Linked DNA regions of Mus musculus: all the other regions are linked to region 1. A link is a loop called in an ENCODE intact Hi-C map of the cell type or tissue named here. Cell type or tissue: heart. All regions are shown on one strand.

Region 1 (8,000 bases):
TGCCAATGTAGCAGTAAGCAATAAATTCCTATTTCAAATACTTTTAAATTGCTATGTTGAGTACATAAAAATTAATGACTAACTTTTTACTTTTGGCTTCGTCCAACTAGCAAAATAGTTGAATTATAGTAGACATGTCCCTTTTCAGCAGGGAAACAACAGTACTTATAAGTACAAGGTGTACTTTAAAATATAGAGTGAGAAGCCTCTGAGTGACTAAGGCGGGGGGGGGGGGTACTGTGCATATACTAATTACTTATCTCAGTGCTGCCATAGAGATAGAATATATATATCTCAGTAGTGAGATACAATTTCTACATACTGCTTGAAGGCATACAAGAAGGGTACAGTCCATTCTGAAAGAAAGTCGTAACAACTGGTCTACAGTTTACAAGCAAACAAAGATGAATGCTGGTGTGTGGCTTTTTTTCTCCTTTATATTTACTGTAAGACCCCACCCTATAGAATGGTCCTATTCTTAGTTAATTCGAGTCTTCCCACCTCAACTTAATCCCTCATAGACACACCCCGAAAGCTTTTTGGATAGTTTTAGATATAGTCAACAGTCAATAGTGCCAGGCCAGAATGAGCTTGGTAAGAGTGCTTCAAAATACTAAAATCTCTAAATTGGTAAGAATTAAATTATTGCTCAAAAGGCCTCACTACCTATAAGAAAAAAAAAAAAAACTCTGTAGAAGTTTGTTTGAACAGAGTATTTATTTTAGATTCCATCTTAGTAGTGCGTGGCATGTACCAAATACAACATAAAGCCCTCAATGATTTTCCAAAGCAGTGGTTATCAAATATTAGTATGACTTTTTGCTAATATACAAAACACTGAGCACTATTCTCACAGTTTCAAACTGAAGTCTCAGGTAGTACCTCAGAATATGCATTTCAAGCTAGTTTCAGGTGTGTTAAGATATCACAACTCTAAGTTTTTTAAAAACAATCTTGCTAGGTCAATAACCACATTAAACAATGAACTGCTCTTTCTTGGATATATACACTGAGAATCCATAGAACAATGAGCTGCTCTTCCTTGGATATATACACTGAGAATCCATAGGCTAGGAATTCGAAGTGCCATTTCAACAAACACTTATAGGAAAATGTTTTCTATGAACTGTATCTTGGGTATTCCGAGCTTTTGGACTAATATCCACTTCTCAGTAAGTGCCTATCATGTGTGTTCTTTTGTGACTGGGTTACCTTACTCAGAATGATATTTTCTATTTCCATCCATTTGCCTAAGAATTTCATGAATGCACTGTTTTTAATAGCTGAGTAGTATTCCATTGTGTAAATGTACTACATTTTCTGTATCCATTCCTCTGTTGAAGGGCATCTGGGTTCTTTCCAGCTTCTGGCTATTATAAATAAGGCTGCTATAAATACAGTGGAGCATGTGTCCTTGTTATATTTTGGAGCATCTTTTGGGTATATGCCCAGAAGTGGTATAGCTGGTTCCTCAGGTAGTACTATGTCGAATTTTCTGAGGAACTGCCAGACTGATTTCCAGAGTGGTTGTACCAGCTTGCAATCCCACCAGCAATAGAGGAGTGTTCCTCTTTCTCTATATTCTTGCCAACATCTGCTGTCACCTGAGTGTTTGACCTTAGCCATTCTGACTGGTGTGAACTGGAATCTCATGGTCGTTTTGACTTGCATTTCCCTGATGACTAAGGATGTTACATTTCTCATGTAACATTTCTCTAGGTGCTTCTTGGCCATTCAAGATTCCTCAGTTGAGAATTCTGTTTAGCTCTGTACCCCAATTTTAATAGGGTTATTTTCACAGACCACATGAAGCTCAAGAAGAAGGAAGACCAAAATGTGGGTGCTTTGGTCCTATTTAGAAGGGGGAACAAAATACTCAAGGGGGCAAATACAGAGACAACGTGTAGAGCAGAGACTGAAGGAAAGGCCATCCAGAGACTGCCCCACCTGGGGAGCCATCCCATATACAGTCACCAAACACAGACACTATTGTGGATGCCAACAAGTGCTTTGCTGACAGGAGCCTGATATAGCTGTCTCCTGAGAGGCTCTGCCAGTGCCTGACAAATATAGAGGTGGATGCTTGCAGCCAACCATTGGACTGAGCACATGGTCCCCCAATGGACGAGTTAGAGAAAGGTCTGAAGGAGTTGAAGGAGTTTGCAACCCCATAGGAAGAACAACAATACCAACAAACCAGACCCCCCCCCCCACACACACACCCACAGAGCTCCCAGGAACTAAATCACCAACGGAAGAGTACATGGAGAGACCCATGGCTCCAGCCATATATGTAGCAGAGGATGGCCTTGTCAGACATCAATGGGAGGAGAGGCCCTTGGGAAGGTTCAATGCTCCATTGTAGGGGAATTCGAGGGCAGGGAGGCGGGAGTGGATGGGGATGGGGGTGGAGGGATAAGCACCCTCACAGAAGCAGGAGGAGGGAGGATGGCATAGGGGGTTTCTGGAGGGAAAACTGGGAAAGGGGATAACATTTGAGATGTAAATAAATAAAATATTCAATAAAAGAAAAAAAGATATGATTGTGGAAGTAACCAGACAAAATACCAAAGTTTCAACTTATAAGGTAACTGAATACATGATAACAATGCTAACAAGTTACATGTGAGAAATTTTGTATTACTATACTTTCTCTCTCTCCCTCCCTCCCTCCCCGCCACCCCCCCTGCCACCCCCACCCCCCATCTTTCTCACACACAAACACAGAATCAGTTCTTAGCACAAAAATCCTAAGTATTAAGCACTCATGTTACCCACACCACCAACCTTTTATACAGGGTTTTGCTTTTGTGACTCAAAATGCCCTGGAACTGACCTCAAGCAGTATATACAAATTGATAATTAATAATATATCTTAGTTTTTGTTATATATCCATCTCCCTTGGCAGCTCCATGGCTGGTCTAGAATTCATAATCTTTCTGCCTCAGTCTTCTGAGTACTGACATTATATACATGTACTGCCATGAACAACTCTTACTTCCCTTTTAAGGTGAGGAAAGTGGGCTAGTGGATGGCTCTATGGTTTTGTAAAAGCATTTGTCCTGCAAGCCTGAGTTAAATCCCTAAAACTCACAATAGAAGAAAACCAACTCCTGCAAGTTGTTCTCTGTTCCCATACCTCCATATACACACCCCATAGCATGGTCACATCTGCATTCACAAATGTATCTCTCTCTCTCTCTCTCTCTCTCTCTCTCTCTCTCTCTCTCTCTCTCACACACACACACACACACACACACAGTGATCAGGGTGTAAAATGAATAAATTAATGGGAAAACTTTTTTAAAATATGAAGAAAATGAGGTTGGGTTGGGTCCAACTAAAGAGCGTGTCCAACAACAGTTAAAAGTAGCACTGTGGGGACTCAAGTCAAGACTTGTTTAGTTGCAGGACAAAAATATTCTGCCTTAATTTTTAATTTTAACATACACCACTACCAAGACTCCTAAAGCAAACCTTATGAATTATCTGTATTGGAAAGGAAGACCAACAGAGTCAACTAACCTGGACTCTTGGGGGCTCTCAGAGACTGAACCACCAACTAAAGAGCATAATATGCTATACCCAGATGTGCAGCTCGGTCTTCAGGTAGGTTCTGAACAACTAGAATAGGGGCTATCCCTAAAACTGTTACCTGTTTGTGGAATAAGTTCTTCTAGCTGGGCTGCCTTGTCTGGTCTCAGTGGGTGAGAATGTGCCTAGCCCCACAGACTTGATGTGCCAGGGTGATGGGAGATACCCAGATGGGGCTTCTGCCCTCTCAGGGAAGAAGTGGGCATGGGAGGAGGGATTGTGGAAAGGGGTACAGGAAGGGGACAGTGATATGGATTAAAGTGAATAAATAACTTTTTAAAAATGAAAAAAAAGAAATATCTTATGTAAGTTACAGAGACTTACATGGCTACAAAAAAGACTATATTCTACAGACAAAGTAAGTATTTTTCATTATTCAAAGCTACATATAAATTACAGAATAAATTAAAAGTAATTATCTCATGATAGGACAGTGATTTGGAGTCCCTACAGACTTTATGTGCACATCTATTATATCTACCATCCTGCCATTATCAGATATTTATGTCTATGGTAGATTAATAGTCAAATACTATTTATCATGCTGTCTAATCCAAATCTGGGATAATAATGGATTCTACAAATGAAGGCATAATTGTTAGTAATGCTCAAACATTCATCTTGAGAAAGTGTGTGTATGGTACTGTACTTTGTTAACTGTGCATGTCAATCCTAGCCTATCCTAATAAACAGATTCTCAGAGAACTAGCCCCACCTTATGGATATTGGTAAAACTGCACATTTGGGCCTTTGTCCACAGGCGAAAGAGTTTGGAATTGTCATAGAGTGGGTATATTACTTTAACTAACAAAGGCTAGGACATTTCTATAGCTTGCACTGGTGAGAAACAATGTCTACATACTGCTTCCAGCCATAGGAAATGGCTCAATTTTTGTGAGAAATTAACAAAATTAAAAGTAATAACTTTTATTATTAAAAGTAATAAAACCAGTCTTATTATGGCTAAAAATTTAAGTTGTATAGATTTATTCTTTATAAAACACATGAATGTACATGAATACCTATGAAGTCACTATTTTGTTTGTTTGTTTGTTCTGAGGTAGGGTTAGACTATGTAGCTCTGGTTGTCCACAAACTCATTACTGTAGACCAGGCTGGCCTTGAACTTGAACTCACTTGCTTCTATTTCCCAAGTGCTGAGATCAAAGGAATATGCCATCATGCATGGCCTTGTAGAACTGTTTTGTTTTGGTTTTGGTTTTTTTGAGACAGGGTTTCTCTGTGTAGCCCTGGCTGTCCTGGAACTCACTCTGTAGAGCAGGCTGGCCTCGAACTCCTGCCTGCTTCTGCCTCCCAAGTGCTGGGATTAAAGGCGTGCGCCACCACGCCTGGCGGTATCACTGTCTTTTTATAACAATTAGAAAGAGTTTTACTGTTGAGATATTATATATATAGTATATATTGTATTCTATAGTACAGAATATTATACAACCACAACTATGGTAGCAGCTAATAGTTGTCACAGTGCTTAATGTGCACCAGGTACCACTCTTGAGCCTTTCATCTTCTAATGATAAATGAAATATATATACTTGTGTATATTTATTATAGTTTTGTGGTTTGAGTATGAGATATTCTGATAAGCTCATATGTTTAGACATTTGGTCCCCAGCTAGTAACACTGGGGATTTGTAGAGCCTTTGGGAGAGAAAGATATACCAGAAGAAAAGTGCACTAGAAGCAGACTTTAAGACTTTATAGCCTGGTCCTAGTTCATTGTGGCTCTTAACTTCCCATGTGAGGATGAAATGTGATTTCTCTGCTACCTGACTGCTTGGACTAGCCCCATGCCAAGCTCCTACTACCTTAATAGACTATATCCCCTCGCAAACTATAAACCAAAATCAATGCCTTCTTCCTCAAGTTGCTTTTCTTGGGATATTCTATTGTAGCAACAGAAAGGAAATTAATACAATAGGTGAAAATATTCAAGCTGAAAAGAACTATATAGTTTTATTTCATTTAAAAATGTTTGTAAACTTGGAATAAATCTAATCAAAGACTAAACATGAACAATGATTACCTCAGAAGACTCAGATGACTTTCAAAAGCAACTTTTTATTGTATATACTTTTGTATTGTTTGAATTACATCAAACATATACCAGATATATCAGGGTCTCGCTAATTGCTCAGGTTCCCCTCTGACTCCTGGCCTCAAGCTATCCTCCAGCCTAGCTTCTTCCAACCTAGCCTTCTAAGAAGCTGAGAGAGAGTACAGGGAAATGCCATCAGACTTAGTTTTAGGCCGGGCACTCTTTGTGATAGGGTTTCACTTTGTAGCCCAAGCCTGTCCTCTGATTTTGAAATCTTGATTACCCCTAACATCTGGTAGGATTACAGGCATTTGCCACCATATTAGAGTAAAAAAACAAAAATAATACTTAAGAACAAAAAAAAGGGTAACTGAGGCCAACTGAAAAGTCAATAAAAGTGTATGAGAATGGTTATTCGCAATAAAACACACACAAGCGTACTTCTGCAAAAAACCACTTTAAAAACAGGAAAACAGCCGGGCGAGGTGGCACACGCCTTTAATCCCAGCACTGAGGAGGCAGAGGCAGGTGGATTTCTGAGTTCGAGGCCAGCCTGATCTACAGAGTGAGTTCCAGGACAGCCAGGGCTATATAGAGAAACCCTGTCTCGAAAACAAACAAACAAAAAACAAAACAAAAAACAGAACACGAAAACAAAGCACACACAAGGTGACTAAACTCTTAAAAGATTCTAGGTCAGTTTTATAACTAGTGACTTCCTAAGTGAAGATGATAGCTTGAACACACACTTCTTTTTTGGAACTTTTTCACAGAGACCTGCCTGCCTCCTGAGTGCCAGGATTAAAGGTGTGCACTACTATGGCCAGCTGAACACCCACTTCTCAATACTGACTCTTGTCCAAGCCCTCTTGAAACTACAATACAAAGTTGCTTTCTGTTTGTTTAATTGTTTGCTTGTGTTGTAAAGTATAAACTCCCAAGAATTGGGAATAGGAAAACAGGCAGTAGAAATGAAAGTTCGGAAATCAGGAACAGATGACTGATCTCTAATCCATCAGAACTAAGAAAGCTTCAGCTAAGCTAGCAATGAGTAAAGCTCAAAAGACCCAGTAACTCTACACAGAAAGGTAGTTACTTGTCTTCAGCATCTATTCCACAAAAAGTTTGGACATGCATTATATGGTAACACTGTTATTAACAGAATTTATTTAATGTAAACGAGTAAAGATTAGAAAAAAAAAAGGTCTGGTTCAGGCTAAATGGACCAAGAAATGTTACTATGAGGGACTAAACCATGAGATATAAACTATCATGTATTAATTTATAATGAAAATATTTCCTAGCAGTGTTTTTTCCCCAAAGCATGTGGCATTCTTATGCAAGGCTCTGGTTTCCCTCCTTAGCATCAGGAGTTGGGGAGGAGAGAAAGACTATGAAATATAAACCTTAAGAGAAAAGGCTCTATTAATAACCTATTTTACCTATTTTATTACAGTCTTACTTACTGTTGTCTTACTCAAGGCAACAATGCTTTTCCCACAGTTCCTATGTTCATACAAAAGTAACACCTTTAAGGGCAGGAGAGATGGCTCAGTGGTTAAGAGCACTCACTGCTCTTCCAGAGGTCCCAAGTTCAATTCTCAGCAACCACATGGTGGCTTACAATCATCTGTATGAGATCCGATGCCCTCTTCTGGTGTGTCTGAAGACAGCTATAGTGTAATCATATACATAAAATAAATAATTCAAAAAAAATGCAACACTTTAAAAAGTAATCATTTGGTTCACACCTATGAGGCTGAGTTCCCAACATTACTGAAATTTTGAGTGCAGTGTGGGCTATGTAGCAAGCACTTGACTAAAAAGAAGTAGGGCTGGAGAGATGGCTCAGTGGTTAAGAGCACCGACTTTTCTTCCAGAGGTCCTAAGTTCAATTCCCAGCAATCACATGGTAGCTCACAACAATCTGTAATAAGATCTGATGCCTTCTTCTGGTGTGTCTGAAGACAGCTACAGTGTACTCATATAAATAAAATAAATAAACCTTAAAAAAATAAAAATAAAAAATAAAAATAGCAATTAAAAATGTTTTTATTTGGTGGTTCAAGCTGTTCTAATCTTGAAAATATTAGAAGGGTCACACTTCCCTAGCCCTAAATTTATATGGTATTCTGGATACAGGGCAAGTTTTCAAACCTCTTTGTTCGGATTTTGCTCACAGTTCTTAGTGCCAACTTGGCAAAAGCAGCTAGCATAACCTACACAATCGCCTGTATCCTGAGCTCTCCTGAAACTTCCTCTCCACAATGATCTAGTCAGTCCTTTAGCATTAGGCATCACACAGAATCTCAGAACAAAAAGCACAGACCAACAAGTTCATTGCCAGAA
Region 2 (8,000 bases), 160 kb before region 1:
AGTGAATATTAGCAAAAAACAAAAATAAACAAACAAACAAAGGCTCAGCAAGCTGAAGTGCCCAAGTGAGGATGCCTCGGTCCCACTTGGGAGAGAGAAAAAAGCAATCATAAATGGTGAGGGAGGGAGGGAGGGACTTGGGAGGGAAAGTGGATGGGGAGGGGGTACCTGATCTGGTATTGGGTGAGGGAAAAGGACTGAAGCCCTGAGGGCCTGCAGAAAACAGGAAACCTCAGGAAATGGGAGGAGATTGGGGGGACCCCCCCAGTGTATACCAAAGACCTGGGATGTGAGAGATTCTCAGGACTCACAGGGAGGGAACTTGTAGAGCCCACCACCAGCAGGAAGACAGGACATCAAGTGAGGGATGGGGTTGCCATCCCACAGTCACACCTCTGACCCATAATTGTTTCTGTCTGAAAGAAATGGAGAAAAGCCTGAAGAAAAGAAGGTCCAGCGACAGGCCCAAAGTGGGATCCAATTCAAGGGGAGGCTCCAAGGCCTCACACTATTATTGAAGCTATGGAGTGCTCACAAAAAGGGATCTATCATGACTGCCCTCCAAAAGACCCAACAAGCAGCTGAAAGAGTCAGATGCAGATATTTGCACCCAACCAATGGACAGAAGAAGCTGACCCCTGTTGTTGAATTAGGGAAGGCTGAAAGAATTTGAGAAGAGGGGCGATCCTATACGAGGATCAGCAGTCTTAATTAATCTGGACTCCCAAGATCTTTCAAACACTGGACTACCAAACAGACAACATACACCAGCTGATATGAGGCCCCCAACATACATATAGTAGAGAACTTCCAGGTCTGTGTTCATTCAGAGATGATGCACCTAACCCTCAAGAGACTGTTGGCCCCAGGGAGTTTAGAGGTCAGATGGGGTGGAGGGTGGGGGCATCCATGTGGAGACAGGGTGTGGTGGGGAAGAGGTGTGGGATGTGGAGCAGTCAGAGGGTGGGAGGGGAAGGATGGGGAATGGAATATGGAGTTGTAAAAAATGAATTATAAATAAAATTAAATTTAAAAAAAGAGAAAGGACAAAAAAAATAAGGTTTGAAAGAATTAAAATGACAGGGTATATTTACCCAGCTTTGGCTTTTCTTTTTTCTGCAAAGGATCTCAGAATATGTTCTCTTCCCCTCTCCTGGCCTCCGTGGCCTTCCCACATCAATTAAAATGTAAACAGTACAAGTGCCAGATGAATTAAAACAGCAAGCATCAGCAAGATTCAACTGGTGGGAAAGGAGGAGCTAGAGAATTCCCTTTCCACCGACCCCTGGAGGACTCGGAAATATTCCATGAGGCCTCTAAATGCATCCTGGCTGGAATGTATTCTGAGGACTGATGGCGGTGCTTCTGGTCTGTGGAGTGTTTTATGTTCTGGCCATGAATAATTTCCATGTGAGTCAGGTTGTGACCTTCCTCTCTTGATCCAGTCCTGACCTATGGGGGCATCCACCGCCTCTGAGTGCAGAGCGATGGCAGAGCAGGTACCCCTTCCCCTCAAATCCCAGAAACTTTTATTCTTTCTGTGGAGTTAATGCTAATTTTTATTGTGATAGGTTGCCATATCTTACTGTAACCCTAGAAGCAATTAGAGAGTTTACAGAGAAATGGAGGTCAGAGTCTACATGCAGTGTAGACAGATAGTGGAAGTATTAAGAAAGTGTGAGATAGCAGGAATCCTGGGACTGTACAAATGAAAGAGGATCTAAGGAGCGGGGTAGGGGGTGGGGTGGGGTGAGAGTCATGCTTGCAAGGACTACAAACCCCAGCATCAGAAAGGCCCAAGAGAGCCATTAAGATAAAGCATCTAGGGACCAAACAACCAAAGCCCAAGAGCTGTAACTTAGCTGCTAGGCATTGGTACTTTAAGCCCTGGGCAATGAACTTCTGTCATAAGGGGCTAGAGCAATAAGAGCTTTGGGACTTAGAGTTCAAGGCTTCTGTGTTTGGAAGCTAGTATAGTTTGGATACAAACTGTCCCCTGAAGAACTCATATACTGAAGACTTGGCTCTTAGAGGGCGGTTCATCTTTAAGACATTCTAGAGAAGCAAAACTTAGGGAGATGATTAACTTATTGGATGTGGGTACTTAGTGGTTGTTTTGGTACCTGGTCCTTTCCTCTATCCTGCTCTTCATGTCTACCATAAAGAGAAGAAGATCCCTTTGCTACAAGCCCCCTCCACCAGTATGTCCTGCCCACACAGACAGAGCTGAAGGACCATGGATCAAACCATCTGAAACCATGAACCAGAGCACACCTTTCCTCCCTAAGTGGTTGTCTTGGGAATTGGTCTAAGTGACGAGGACACCTAAACAGTTGTGACTTGCTACAGAACACACAAGAACTTGCAAGTATAAAACACTCATCAGGAGATAGTAGCAAGGTGACTAAACACACTGAACAACTCAAAGGACAAGAGGAGAATGTTATAAAGGTCACTCTACTATTTCAAAGGAGGGCACTGAGTGGCAGAGAGCTGGAAGCCAGGTTACCATCGAGGAGTCTGCACAAATTGATAACTCCTCTATTTACACAATGCAAGGCCACTGAATACCACCAATAAATCGATAAATATTCTACGAGGCATTACTCATACATGTAAATCAGTACTCCAGAGGCTGAAGCATAAGAATTATGACAGAGGTCAGGGTGAGCTATATTGTGAATTCTGGGTCAGCCTGGACTGTAGAGTAAAGCCTCATCTAAAACAAACAAAAAACAAAAAAAAAAAACAAAAAAAAAACAATAACAACAAATAAAAATAAAAAATAAAAAAATCAACCCACAAAGCCACAAAAACAAAACAAAATAACAAGAAAGGAAGAATGAAAGGGAGAAAGAAAAGAAAGAAAGAAAGAAAGAAAGAAAGAAAGAAAGAAAGAAAGAAAGAGAGAGAGAGAGAGAGAGAGAGAGAGAGGGAGAGAGGGAGGGAGGGAGGGAGAAGAAAGAGAGAGAGAGAAGAAAAGAAGAAAGAAATACAGGAAGGATAGAAAGAAACAGAGAATGATGCTTCTATACATATTATCTAAACCATGTGGACCAAGGCCAGCAGCAGCATTAACCATCTCTGAGGAATGTATTAGAAACCATAATTGTTGAACCATAGCCTTGCTTCAAACCTATTGGGTCAAAGGTTCAGTGCAGATGGGGCTGGAGAGATGGCTCAGGGGTTAAGACCACTGGCTTCTCTTCTAAAGGACCCAGGCTTGATCTCCAGACCCATATGATGGTTCACAACAGGCTATGATTCTAGTCCAAGGGGCTCTGAAGCCCTCTCTGACGTCCACAGACACTGCATGAACGAATTGTGCACACATGCATACATGCAGGAGGTCAGGGGAGTGAGTGACATACACACAAAATAATAAAAAATATTTTAAAAAAATTCTGGGAATAAAGTCCAACAACTTGTTTTAATAAACTCTTCTGGTGGTTCTGATATGTCCAAACCACTGACTTAGCAACAAGAAGGTAAACCCTGTAAGAAATAGCTTCACATAGAAACAGTTGCTGATAGGAAGTACGGCTGGGGGAGGAGGAGGGGTGGAGCTGAGGAGGACTGTTCTTCAGACAAAAGCCTTTCCTTCTATTTGATGTTTGAACTATGGGCACAAATTACTTTGAAAAATAGAAATTATTTTTTAAAAAATAAATAAACTTGAATTTCTGAGGCATATTTGTGGCAGAAGCCTGGAGTGGCCCCATGGAATGGAAACAGGAAGCTGGGGGGTGGGGGGGACTGATATACAGAAGTCAAGGTTCAACACAGTGGCTGCTAAGTAAATCTCAGGGATGTCCTTGCCTTCCTGAAGGCTCATCTGCTTCCTCCCCTGTCCCCCTGAATGGCCACAGTCCCCCTCCCCCAGGGAGACGGACCAGCAGTCCAGCCCAAATAAAGGAACTGTTTGGCTTGAAGTATAGAGTCTTCCTGTCACTTTCCCACCCATTCCACAGCAAAGTCCTTCCACCTCCATCCCCACCCACCCACTCACCCAACACCACCCTTCCTGGTCTTCCTTCCTCTTTCCTCTTCCTCCCCCTCCCACCCAGCTCAGGAATAAATGTCTGTTGGCTTCAACTGACCGATAGACGCTGTTGTAAATCGTCTCACAGGCCCAGGATGCCCTTCTCCACCCTCTCCAGGACGGGCCAGCTGCACACACAGCTCGTAGTCAGTCCGCGGCTCCAAGTAGTTGAGAGTGAAAATCTCATTCGTCACTGGGAAGAGAGAAAGTCCGAAAGCTTCAGCATGCATCCTGTTATGTTCTGTAAACCAGAGTGGCTGCCTTTGCAGTGCAAACTAAATTTTTAAATTTTTAAAAATCAGTGTCTCCGTGAAATAAAGGGGTAATTCCATCTTCAAGGATGTACAGTTTCCAATGTAAGAGAAATTAAGACTTGGAACAGGTATTTCCAGGTTTTGGGTATATGCATTAGCATGTATATTTCTAGGTCTTAGTATATATATTAGCACGTATATTTTTACGTTTTGGTATATACATTAGCATTATATTTTTAGGCCCTGTGTATACATTTCTGCCCTAGCATTTTTGCATTTTCATTTGAAAAATTAATCCTAATAGATCTACCTCATAGGATGCCATACTTGGGGGCTCAATTAACATAATATAAAATGTTTGTTATTTTCATTGTTTTCAGGGACATAAACTGATTACAATCTAGTTGTCTAGAGACAAAAGGCCCAGAGGTTTTTGTTTAATGTTACCAGACAATGGATCTCTAACAGTCAGACTCCCACAGTGCTGGAGTCCCTTAAAAACATGCTCCACCAATAACAGGCATGTGCTTTTCTCTTAAACATTTGTTTTGTCCATCTCTTCATCTCTGTCTTTATAGCTATGGATACTGCAAAGTTTGAGTTCTGACTTACTTTATAAGTTGTTAACTGGCAAAAGAAAAAGAGAACTATGCTTAACAGTGCTTAGATTATTCTTTATTATTAAGGCCATATTGCAAAAAAAAAAGCCCCAACTATTGATATTAAAACAGAAAAGCCAGAAATCAACCTTAGATCCTTGAGATACTAAGTTTGGGCTGTATGTACAATGGAATATGAAGAGTTCGGTAATAGAGAGTGTCACTTTAGTCTGTGTATCTAATTCAGCGGCATTATGAAGTCAGGCCCATTTTTCTTATATTATTTTTAGCTTTGTTTATTTGTTTTTTATGTAGGGGAGCGTGTTTTACCTGTATACATAAATATATAATGTGGGTGCCCGGTGCCCGTGGAGGTCAAAAGAGTAAGTCAGATCCCCTGGGACCAGAGTTTGGACCGATTTGAGCCACCACAGGGATGCTGGAGATTGAAGCCAGGTCCCCTGCACGAGCCAAGCCTCCTTTTCCTTAGTTTTCATAATATTCACAAATGTCTACATACGGTAGAACAAAGGAAAGTCTAGGGGAAATAATTTAGGGAAGCTAGGCATAATTTGATGAAATTGGGAGTAGCAGAATCCACATTGCCCACTAGCAGGGCAAAGGTGGGACTGTCGGCAAGGTGGCCCCTGTAAAAGAGCATGAGCAGTTGACAATGCTCTATTTGTTTTTAACTTACTCTTTAAAACTTATAGTTTTACATTATCACGCAGCAAATACAGCTAATATGTTTTAAGACACATTTACCTTTTTCATGACATTCACAATCTTTTGTCTCAGTTACAGCATTTTTCCTCCGCTGGGAGGGGCTGGCAGCTCTCATCACAATCCCCCCCCCCCCTTCCCTACCCTAAGTGCAATCCTGTCTCCACAGACTAAATTTTTCCAGGGTCAAATTTTTTTTTTTTAAAGTAAAACCCTCTGTGTTAAGTGTCTTCAGAATGAGACAAAGTAAGAAACAAAAGGCGGGGTGGGGTGTGTCTAACACAGAAGAAATAATTGCTCTCAAGATTCAGGCAGATTAAGTACCTCAGCCTTTCCATCATGGCCCTAGACCTTCCTGTTCCTATTGTATAATCATGCTTCCCACCATGGCCAGATGTGGTAGAGTTCTACAATCATGACTGGTAGTTCAGAGACCTGAGAAGAAATGCTACATAGATGGTAGCCCAATGTATGGCTACGTCTGTGTGCCAGAGTGCTCAGTGTTAATAAGCAAGTCATTCCTAGAACTTTCATGGCTTCTGCATGTACCAAAATTTTCTTATGTCCTTCTATTAGCATGGACTGATATATCAGCGTAGGGGACTTTGATATATAGGGAACATCTTTTTTCTGGTACTAGACTTCCAGTTGGTGCCTTTTGCATCCAAACCTTACCTTCAATGTATTTCCAGGCCTGATTGACAGGTTTATAGAAAAGCTTCTTGGATTTGATGGGTCCATCCCCAAAGTAAGGCTCAGAGCTGATATTGATGATAGCAAAGTTATGTCCAGTGTCAATCACATTTGGGGCGTGCAGGGGCTCTGGAAGAACTAAATGCAATTTTAGCGGTTAGAGTCATTCTTGAGCACTAGGGGCGCTATTGTTTAATCTTGTAGCTAGCTCTCCCGAGAGTTTCAATTCAAGCCTGTCTCCCCACAGCTATCCCTGCTTTAAAATGATTCCTTAAAAGAGCCCTCTCGCACAATCCTTCAGTCAGTGCTGATTACATGAAGGCATAAAATCTAAAATTTGTGCCATGACTCAGCAGACCCCCTCACTGCTTCAAGAAAGTGCCCTTGTTATAGTGCAAGAAGCCTACCTTTGACGGAAATGTTGAAAGGCTTTTCCACCATCCCAGCCACTGTGTTCACACTGCAGACCCAGACTCCTGAGTCAGGAGGTAAGACTCGGTTGACAGTGAATATGGCCACTGAGAAACGATCTGTATAGTTGAAGTCATTTGGCTAGAACAGTCAGTCAAACACACAAAAAACTATTAGAATTTCTTGGGGTACTTACACACAAAGGCTCATAACACATACTTCAGCTCATTGTTTAGTAGGAAGTTTTCTAGGAGAGACTGAGGAGCTAAGTACAATGCTAATATAATCACTGGCTTATTTCCAAAGCTATTGTAGCAGCCCTGAAAGTTTGTATTGGACTGGTGCCCTCCCAGATCCTGCTGTTGTATTTCTGTTTGAAAGTGTCAAATAAACACTTACCAGCAAGGAGTTTAATTCTTTTAAAACTGCCCTGGGTAGCATTTTTTCCTTTTTTTGATATGGTAGAATGGAAGGACAAAGTAGCTTCCTGCATATTTGAGGGGCTGTTAGGAACAGGGCAAAGGGAAAAGACACATGGATCTAAAGACACATGGACACTTTTGTCTACTTCCTCAGATACTTAACCTCACCCATCCAGTTGCCTTTTGTGCAAACATGAGGCAGGCAATGCTAAACAGTTATGAGCAGAAGACCAAGATGACAGCTGAATTAGACGTACCAACAATGGTCTCTTCACAGAGCAATAAACCCAAAGAGCTATCCACTCAACAAAATGCCTTTGAGAGAGCTGAGGGAATCAAGTGAGAGAATCCAGTGCTGACTTTTACCATGAAAATAAGAAAAGGTATCCTGTAGAAGGAAGAAGGTAAACTTACTTGGAGTTCCCCCAACTCCAAGGAGCATAGTGTGGAAAGAGATGCCTCCCTTCCGTTGCAGTGTAGAGAGATTAACTCCAAGTCTTAGACCTTATCTAGTATCAGGCATGTCACAGTGAAACTCAGTGTCAGGCAGCACCTCATAGCCTTACCCCACTACACAAGTGTGTACTCTGTAAGATAGATTGTTGAGTCTTTATTGGCTAAGAACTATCTCCATCATGAGACCTTTGGGCCATAGCAAGGAGCAAGATTCCATCAACCAAAGAGCAAAGAAAGAAGCTGAGCATGGGACCTTACCTGGAGCTCAGTGCAAGCATTAGTGACACTAAGCATTAGACGGATCCCAAACACCCATATCCTGAGACCAATGCTCAAGAAAAAAAGCCTCCAGGTACAGAATATCTAAAACTGAATACAAGGAGGAGGGACAGGACAAGAA
Region 3 (8,000 bases), 69 kb before region 1:
CCAAAAGGGTAAGATTCCATGAACAAGGGCTGAGACAAAAGGATGTATAGATTTTGATGTGGCCTTGATATGTACCATGACCAGGGATGAACAGATAAAACCTTGAAGGGCTCAACCATGTTGAGATATTGTGGAAAAAGACTACAAGTACTGAGAGCTTTACCTAGATGCTGGGAAAGATAGTGTCACTGCTGCTTTGTACAGATGCTGGTAGCAGATGACTCCTTTAGTTATACTGACTTAACTGAGGGAGTTCTTACTGACTAACATTTGACATGCAGCAGCATCTTTGATCCTTAGAGCAACCCTAAGAACTGAATATTCTCATCCCAAAAGATGAAAGATGAATGTGCTGTGCTTATCCACTTTGGGCTTCAATGTTGTAAACTCCAATTTGTGATTCCTCATCCATGTCTGAAACTGTTGCATCTTGCCTGCTAGTTTGCTGTGAAGGTTCTCTGCAATGTTTAATGGGTGTACTCTAAGCAGCATGTTGAAGTGATATCATTTCTTACTTGCACCTAATTTATGCATCATATTTCATAAAAGCAGAGCTCCTATTAATTTTGTGTCTCATCAAAAACTACTTATTATCCACAAGAATTTTAAACTAACCACTTTTCTCCTAAAATGAGTATCCATAATCTATTTTTTTAACCCAAATAACAAAGTTGACATTTCACTATTTTTAAAATGATGTCTTTTGCTTTGGACCCATCTTTCCAGATTAAAGAAACTTCCTGAATCCTGATTTGGTGTGCTAACTAGAAAACCTTCTACTAGGGGTCAGAGGTAACTTGGTCACACCTGTCTTTTGACATCGGTGGAACTGTAAGTAACAAACTGATATCTTTGGAAGAATTCAGAGCCCCTAGGGAAGTGATTCTCAACCTGTGAATCATGACCCTTTTGAGGGTCACCTATCAGATATTTACATTATGATTCACAACAGTAGCAAAATTATAGTTATGAAGTAGCAATGAAAATAATTTTATGGCTGGGGCTCACCACACCATGAAGAACTGTATTAAAGGGTCACAGCATTAGGAAAGTTCTAAAAGGACACAGCATAGTCTTTTGAGATCGACTTGGATAATTTCTTTCCTCCTGGAGAGATGTCATAGAAAAATTAGACTCTTCCTGGAAGTTCTTTCAGGGTAGGGCTAAGGGGGAAGTGCTAACAAGAGCAATGGTTGGAAGGGAGAGTTTCTGTAGAAGGCCAGATCTTCCCTTGGAAAACAATCCCAAGAGGTGTCCTGATCCCAGTCCAAGGAGAAGGCTCCTGGGACCACTTTCCTGACCTTACTATTGCGTTTCCTTTGCCAGCCCAGACAACATCTCTGTTATCTCTGAATCCAGTTGTTTAAAATGTCACACAAGACAGGAAAGACAGCTGAAGATGTGTGACCTGAAGACTTCCTATCAGTGTGAATCATATAGGACATCCATGATGAAACAGAAGTGGTGTTTTTTTTTTTTTTAAGTGTACACAATTCTTTAGAGCCTGCAGCCAGGTTTGGTGTAGATATGGAATTAAAGAGGGGGTAACACTGCTAAGTTCTATGAGAACTTGTTTGCAAGCTGAAATTGGCAATAATACTCCAGTGGAAGGAGCAAGCGCCAGAATCTGAGTTGTTATGGAAGCCACAAACCTCTTCCAGTTTATGCCTTAGCAGGCTGCTTTGCTACCCAGAGCAACCTTTATTGAGGCAAATACAGAGTCTTTATTCTTCCATTATGTTTGTTCAACAAAAAAGGAATATCAGGCCACCAAGTAGACTAGACATATAAGCTCTATATCCCCTTCCACATTAATGAAGTACACTATTAGAGTCTGACTTGAAGGAAGAACTCCTGAGGCTGTTTGTGTGATCACCAAGCCTCACTCAAGTTCATGGAAGCTTGGGTACAGAATGAAAGTCAGGAATTAACAGAGACCTTCAGCAGAAACCAAGCTTTCTGTGTTCTACTTTCTGACAAGAACATGACCTCCTCCTTCTTGTCATCTTCGCTCCAGAAATCAGTTTCTAGCATCAGTGAGACAACTGTTTTGGAACAGAACTTTTTTGTATGAATTCATGACAACTTTTCTAAACTTATTTGTAAAATGCCATAAAAAAGTCACTTAAGGAGAAAGACTAAGTTAAAATAGTTCTGTGTATGTGTGCGTGCACATACGTATGTGAACATACTATTAGTTTATTTAACTTAAAACTAAGTCAGAGCAGAACTAGATACTTGGACTTTGTATTATTATAGTCTCTGGTGTAAAATCAGTCCCATATTCTATAACGCTGATCAGTGTGACTTGTGGAAAGCAAGATGAAAGTGAGGAACCATAATTATTATTTAAAAGTACATAGTAACAAAGACATCAACCTGTCTCTACATTAATATAAAGACGAATCCAAATTTACAGCAATATATTATGCTGTTATGTTAATTATAAGTAAGTTACTACATAAGTAATTGGCACCATCTTAGATACTCTTTCAGCAATTTACATTACTCTTAAATATTATTAAATTTCTGATATGTTGGTTGTTGAAATCAAATTGAAAAGTTACATGAGAAATTGCACACAATTATCATACTTTACTGGGTTAAATTTTTTTGAATACTTAACAAAATATTTAAACATATAGAAAAATATAAAAGTAACATCAAAAGTATTTCTTTGTATCAAATGCTATACTATATATAGCCTCACCATTAAGTTTGATAAATTTTCCCAAATTCATCTCCTGTGTCAATTACATTTTTATCATAATAATTAGAATACTTCCAAACCAATTCGGGGAATCCTATGGCAATGATAATGTGTCTGTGATCTGCAGTTTGGGTCCCCATGTTTCTCCTAGCATGGTTTACCTATGCTGAGTGAGTTACAAGGCACCCCACTGTGTAGAGCCTGTGATACACATACAGAACCCAAGCTCATCCTGGCTGCCCTCTCTAGAGGTGCCACTACAGGACTTGGCAAAATACTGAATCCGGTGAGCTTGGTAATTGACTACATTTTAGTTAGCTTGCTAGGGCTAATCTTTATGTGAAACATCAAAAAATTAAAGTCAGTGGCATAGCCCTAACTCCTGGACCCCTACCTAAAAGACGAAAAGCCCTTAACTGGACTACTGAAATTAAAAAGCATGGAGATACACAATCTTTACAGAAAAGTGGTCTTGTTTTTAGTTAACAATGACGTTTTTGTACATGGCTAGGTAAGAATTTTGTTTCTACCAAAAAAAAAAAAAAAAATCATTGAAGTCTTTCTTTAAAGTGATTACAACCCAAATTTGTTGTTATGGATAAGAAAACACCAGAATGAGAGGCAAGAAAGAATACTCCAAAAAAAAAAACAAAACAAAACAAAAAACAAAAAACAAACAAACAAAAAAAAAAACCAGATCCCTTCAAATAAGGTGACTTACTCAGTCCTGGGAGAGACCGTGCAACCCAGGAGGCAGCATCTGTCTACAAGAGATGGCTAGAAAACCCAGCTGGTGCCGCTGGAATCTGAACTTCAAAACCGTTGCCATGTGTAAACTGGAGAGTCTCAGAAAAGCAGTGTCAGGGTCACCAAATCGAAGGTTTGGTGAGAGAGAGAATGGCGAGAAGTCACTGTTGTTAAAACATGACACACACACACAAATAAACATCAAGCCAAAACTTACCATAAAGGAGCAAGCTGACTCCACAGAGAACTAAGCCGGCTAAAGAGTCCATACTTCCCCAGATCTCCCCATCCAGCGTCCACAGATGAGCATGAGTCCCTGGGAAGCTTTCAACAACTCACAACTTTGCGACTTCCCGCTCGCATGGTCCACTCGCTCTTGTTTACAAGTTGGCGGCAAGGAGAAACACCACAGAAGCAGGCGGTAACAGTCTCATTTCTGTCTGAGCACAGGGAGGGTTAAGTTCCTTTTTCCTGTTTCCTTTGCAGATTAGGATGGGAAAGGCTGTATCTTAAAGGCACTTGGTATCAGCAGGGCTTGGGGCAGAGCGAGCCCTATCCATCTTGCCCTTCATCCAAGGCTTATCTTCTGCTCCTGCTCCGGCTCCTGCTCCTGCCTTAACTGGATTGTGGGGCAGAGGGATCTTTGTTACAAGTAAGGTCCTGGTCAGCATTTTCAGGAACAATAGGGGTATCCTCTCATAGGCCAGGAATTGAATAACAAGCCCTCCACCTATGTATGGTATGCGATGAGGACCAGCCCTTGCAGGCTAAGCTGTTCTCTGGGGTGCATTTGGGATCCCTGACAGAAGGGGCTTTGGGGCACGGGGAGCAGCACTTGCTCTCCTGTTTTTGTTTTCACTCACAGGGTTTGAATTGGGCAACAAAGTTTCCTGTGATGAGAAATCATAACCTGGAAGGCAATCAATTTGAGGGAGCGTGGTTGAGGTCAGCTCTCAGCGGAGCCACTAGAGACCAGATTCCACAGCCATTAGCCTATTTTCTTACACCCAGATCGCCTGCCTGTTGGCCCTGAGCCCAAATATACGCATGCTACTGGCTACAGCTTTAATTTTTATTAGCATTTCATCTGAGTGTGATCTAATTCGTTGGAGAACTTGGCACAGGAAGATTTTAGTAATGTGAATAATTTCATAGTTATTGGCAAACAGAATTTCAGATGCAAATTATATACAAAAATATGGGAGAGGCACTTTTTAAGAGAGTGACTTGCTCTACAGCTTAGGCAAGCCTGGAACTAGCCTGGAGCTCATGATAACGATGCTCCCTCAGCCTCCCGAGTGTTGATACTACAATCATAAACCACACTCTTGGATTACTCCGGAGATTTTTAAATAATCAGGCAGGTGAGATGGCTCAGCCGGTAAAACCAAGACTGAGTTTAATTCAAAGCCCGTGTGATGGAAAGACAGACACCTGAAAATGTGCACCTCCCATGTGACCTAAATGAATACACACATTCATAAAAACTATAAACAACAAAGTTATAAATCATCTCTATAAAGACCCAACAGAAGTGATTATGTCTACAGGAGCAGAGTGATGGATGAGTGATGAATTCTCCAGCAAGCTCAGGCACCTGAACCTTCCTTACCCAGGTGATCACTTGCTCTCACTGGGAATGAAGCAAGCATGCCACTAGACACACGACCTTGCATCAAGGAAGGACTGCCCCTCCCTTTCCCACCAGCCACAGGAAGAGACACGGAGGCACTGCTAGTCTTGGTGGATTTCTGCCTTAGGTTTTATCACTTCAGGGCTGATCTTGAGTGCCTGTAATGCTTCCAATCTGCAGGGGTAGATAGCTCAGCTCTGTCCTCAGGCACAGCTGAGGGCAGACCCTGACTCAGCTGTTAACAGGTCAAGAGCAGACACTGAGGACTAGTAATGTTTCCAACCTGAGGAGTGCATAGCCCTGTTCAGTCCTCAGGCACACCTGAGGGCAGACACTGGCTCAGAGGTAAGATTATGATAGCTATTTCCATTCCAGAGACTTTTAAATGGCAATAGTATCTCCTTCATGGGTTTTGGTTTTGTGTTTAAGACAGTGTTTCATTATGCAGCCCTTACTAACTGAAACTTAGATATTATAGCCAGCCTGCAACCACCCGCCCTCCTGCCTTGATTCACCAGATGCTGAGGTTAGACGTGTGGATCTTCACACCCGACTCTCCATGGGTGTTTTAAAAACACTATGAAGCCAGGAGTGGTGCAAACATATGACAACAACACTTTGGGAATGGATTAAGAGTTCAAGGTCATCTTTGACAAAACAGTGAATTCATCATAAACTATATGAGGCCCTGTCTCAAAACTCTAAAGAGTCATATTACTATGTTAAAGTATCTGGCACTGTGCCTAACATCTTGATTTTCATTAGATCTTAGTAAGCTTCTTTTCATCTCTTCAATATGTTCTTTATTAAAGTCCAAAGAACTTCTGCCAAAAAGGCATTCTATAGAATTCTGAAGAAAACTTTAAGCTTGGTATTGGAAAAGAGTCTCAGAATAAACTTTTTGGGTTCTAATCCCAGCCCTGCTGTAACCATTCCCAAGTTATCCTGTTTCTTCATTTTTTTTATTAAATTATTTTATTTATTTAATTACAAATGTTGCCCTCCTTCCCCGTCCCTGCTCCCAGAGTTTGTTATCCACTCCCCTTCCCCTTTGCCTCTGAGAGGATGCTGTACCACCCACTCACTCATTCCCTCCCTCACTCACCCATTCACATCCCCACCCCCACCCCCAACCCCCACTACCCCACACCAATCTCCACCTTGTCCCCTCCTTGTCCCCTTCCCTGGGGCATCAAGTCTCTAGAGGATTAGGCACATCCTCTCCTACTGAGGCCAGACAAGGCAGTCCTCTGCCAGGGACCACAAACCAGCCCATGTATGCTCTTTAGTTGGTGGCTTAGTCTCTGGGAGCTCTGAGGGTTAGTTGACACTTGTTTTTCCTATGGGGTTGCCATCCCCTTCAGCTCCTTCAAACCTTCCCCTAATTCTTCCATAGGGGTCCTGGACCTCAGTTCAAGGGTTGGCATCTGCATCTGTCCCAGTCAGCTGCTGATAGAGTGTCTCAGAGGACAGCCATGCTAAGCTCCTGTCTGCAAGCACAACATGGCATCAATAATAGAGTCTGGGTTTGGTGCTTGCCCATAGGATGGATCCTAAGTTGGGTTGGTCAGTCTCTGTTTCATTTTTGTCCCTGCATTTCTTTTAGAGAGGAACAATTCTGGACCAAATTTTTGAAGGTAGGTGTTTGGCCCCATCTCTCCACTAGGGGCCCTGTCTATCTAAAAATCAATCTGGTGGTTCCTTAGAAAATTGGAAATAGTTCTACCTGAAAACCCAACTATCCACTCCTGGATATATACCCAAAAGATGCTCTACCATACCTCAAGGATATGTGTTCCACTATGTTCATAGCAACCTTATTTATAATACCTAGAAGCTGGAAACAACCCAGATTTCCCTCAGCTGAAGAACAGATGCAGAAAATATGGTTCATTTACACAATGGAATACTATTCAGCTACTAAAAATTAGGACATCATGAATTTTGCAGGCGAATGGATAGAACTAGAAAATATCATCCTGAGTGAGGTAACCCAAACTCAAAAGGATATGCCTGGTTTGCACTCACTGATAAGTGAAACATTAGCCAAAAAAGTACAGAATACCCATGATACAACTCACAGACCATATGAAGTTTAACAAGAAGGAAGGTCCAAGTGAGGATGCTTCAGACTCATTTAGAAGAGGGAACAAAATAATCATGGGAAGCAGAGGGAGGGAGGGACCTGGTTTAGAGAGAGAAGGGGGAGGGAAAGGGGGCAGGATCAGGTGTTGGGTGGGGCGGGGGACAGGAGAGAAGCCCAGAATGCCAGGAGAATGAATGGAAATACGCAGTTTCAGGGCTGGGAAGCAGCGGGAACCTCTAGAAAGTCCCAGAGACCTGGGATGTGAGAGCCTCACAGGAATCAATGGGGAGTGACCTTAGCTGAAATGACCAACAGTGGAGAGATGTAACCTGAAGAAACCACCTATTTCTTCAATTATAAAACCTAAAATTTTTACAATTTCTCATCTGGATCCATCATCTCATGAGTATAAGAATTATTAAATAACTGGTCTCACTTCCCGCATCCCCAGGACTGATCTCCCAGAATCTTTAATCTGGGTGATTCTGACTCAGTACCAGTGTCACAGTGATAGCCTGTTTGATGTTGGGTGGGACTGGGTCAGGGGTGAGACAGAGTGACACAGCACCTAGGCTGGATGGAGACTTGTGGCAATCCTCCTGTCTTGGTCTCTCAAGTGCCAGCATTACAGGCACAAGCTACCACATGTGGCTAATATGCTCTGTATAAAGACCTGGAAGCTGAGACATTGTGAAGTCCACTGGCCTCAAGCCATATAAACCAGGAATGGAAAACCTGGGAAACATTGCCAAGCCCTTACCTTCTAGACACAAGCGTCCACTGTGCGAGATGGTCACTCATCAAGTCTTCATTGCTCACAGCCT

What was found. A loop is a pair of places that touch in the nucleus more often than their neighbours do. Peaks named below come from ENCODE experiments on the same cell type or tissue, not always from the same donor. Only the 100,000 strongest peaks of a DNase experiment are listed, where the experiment ranks them.
Region 2: a loop joins it to region 1, with 3 times the contacts of the local background. A loop is called at or near these places in 5 of 42 quality-filtered maps.
Region 3: it touches region 1 in a loop (4-fold over the local background); 2 of 42 quality-filtered maps call a loop at or near these places.

The regions. Positions count from the first base shown.
Region 1 is chr4:94,666,221-94,674,220 of GRCm38, reverse strand. All of the region lies in intron 13 of Ift74 (intraflagellar transport 74), which reads right to left. Among named protein-coding and RNA genes, the nearest start is that of Mir872, 5.1 kb to the right of the region's middle. In heart, a CTCF peak has its summit at 4,321; no DNase peak of the experiment used is centred here.
Region 2 is chr4:94,826,119-94,834,118 of GRCm38, reverse strand. Tek (TEK receptor tyrosine kinase) reads right to left here. Exons shown (of 23, transcript NM_001290549.1): 9 at 6,719-6,863; 10 at 6,294-6,449; 11 at 4,101-4,235. Among named protein-coding and RNA genes, the nearest start is that of Tek, 91 kb to the right of the region's middle. In heart, a CTCF peak has its summit at 6,478; a DNase peak (open chromatin) is centred at 3,998.
Region 3 is chr4:94,735,367-94,743,366 of GRCm38, reverse strand. Tek (TEK receptor tyrosine kinase) reads right to left here and starts at 4,078. Exons shown (of 23, transcript NM_001290549.1): 1 at 3,675-4,078. The coding sequence starts at 3,726. In heart, a CTCF peak has its summit at 6,757; DNase peaks (open chromatin) are centred at 3,906 and 4,356; H3K4me3 peaks cover 3,085 bases; H3K27ac peaks cover 2,782 bases.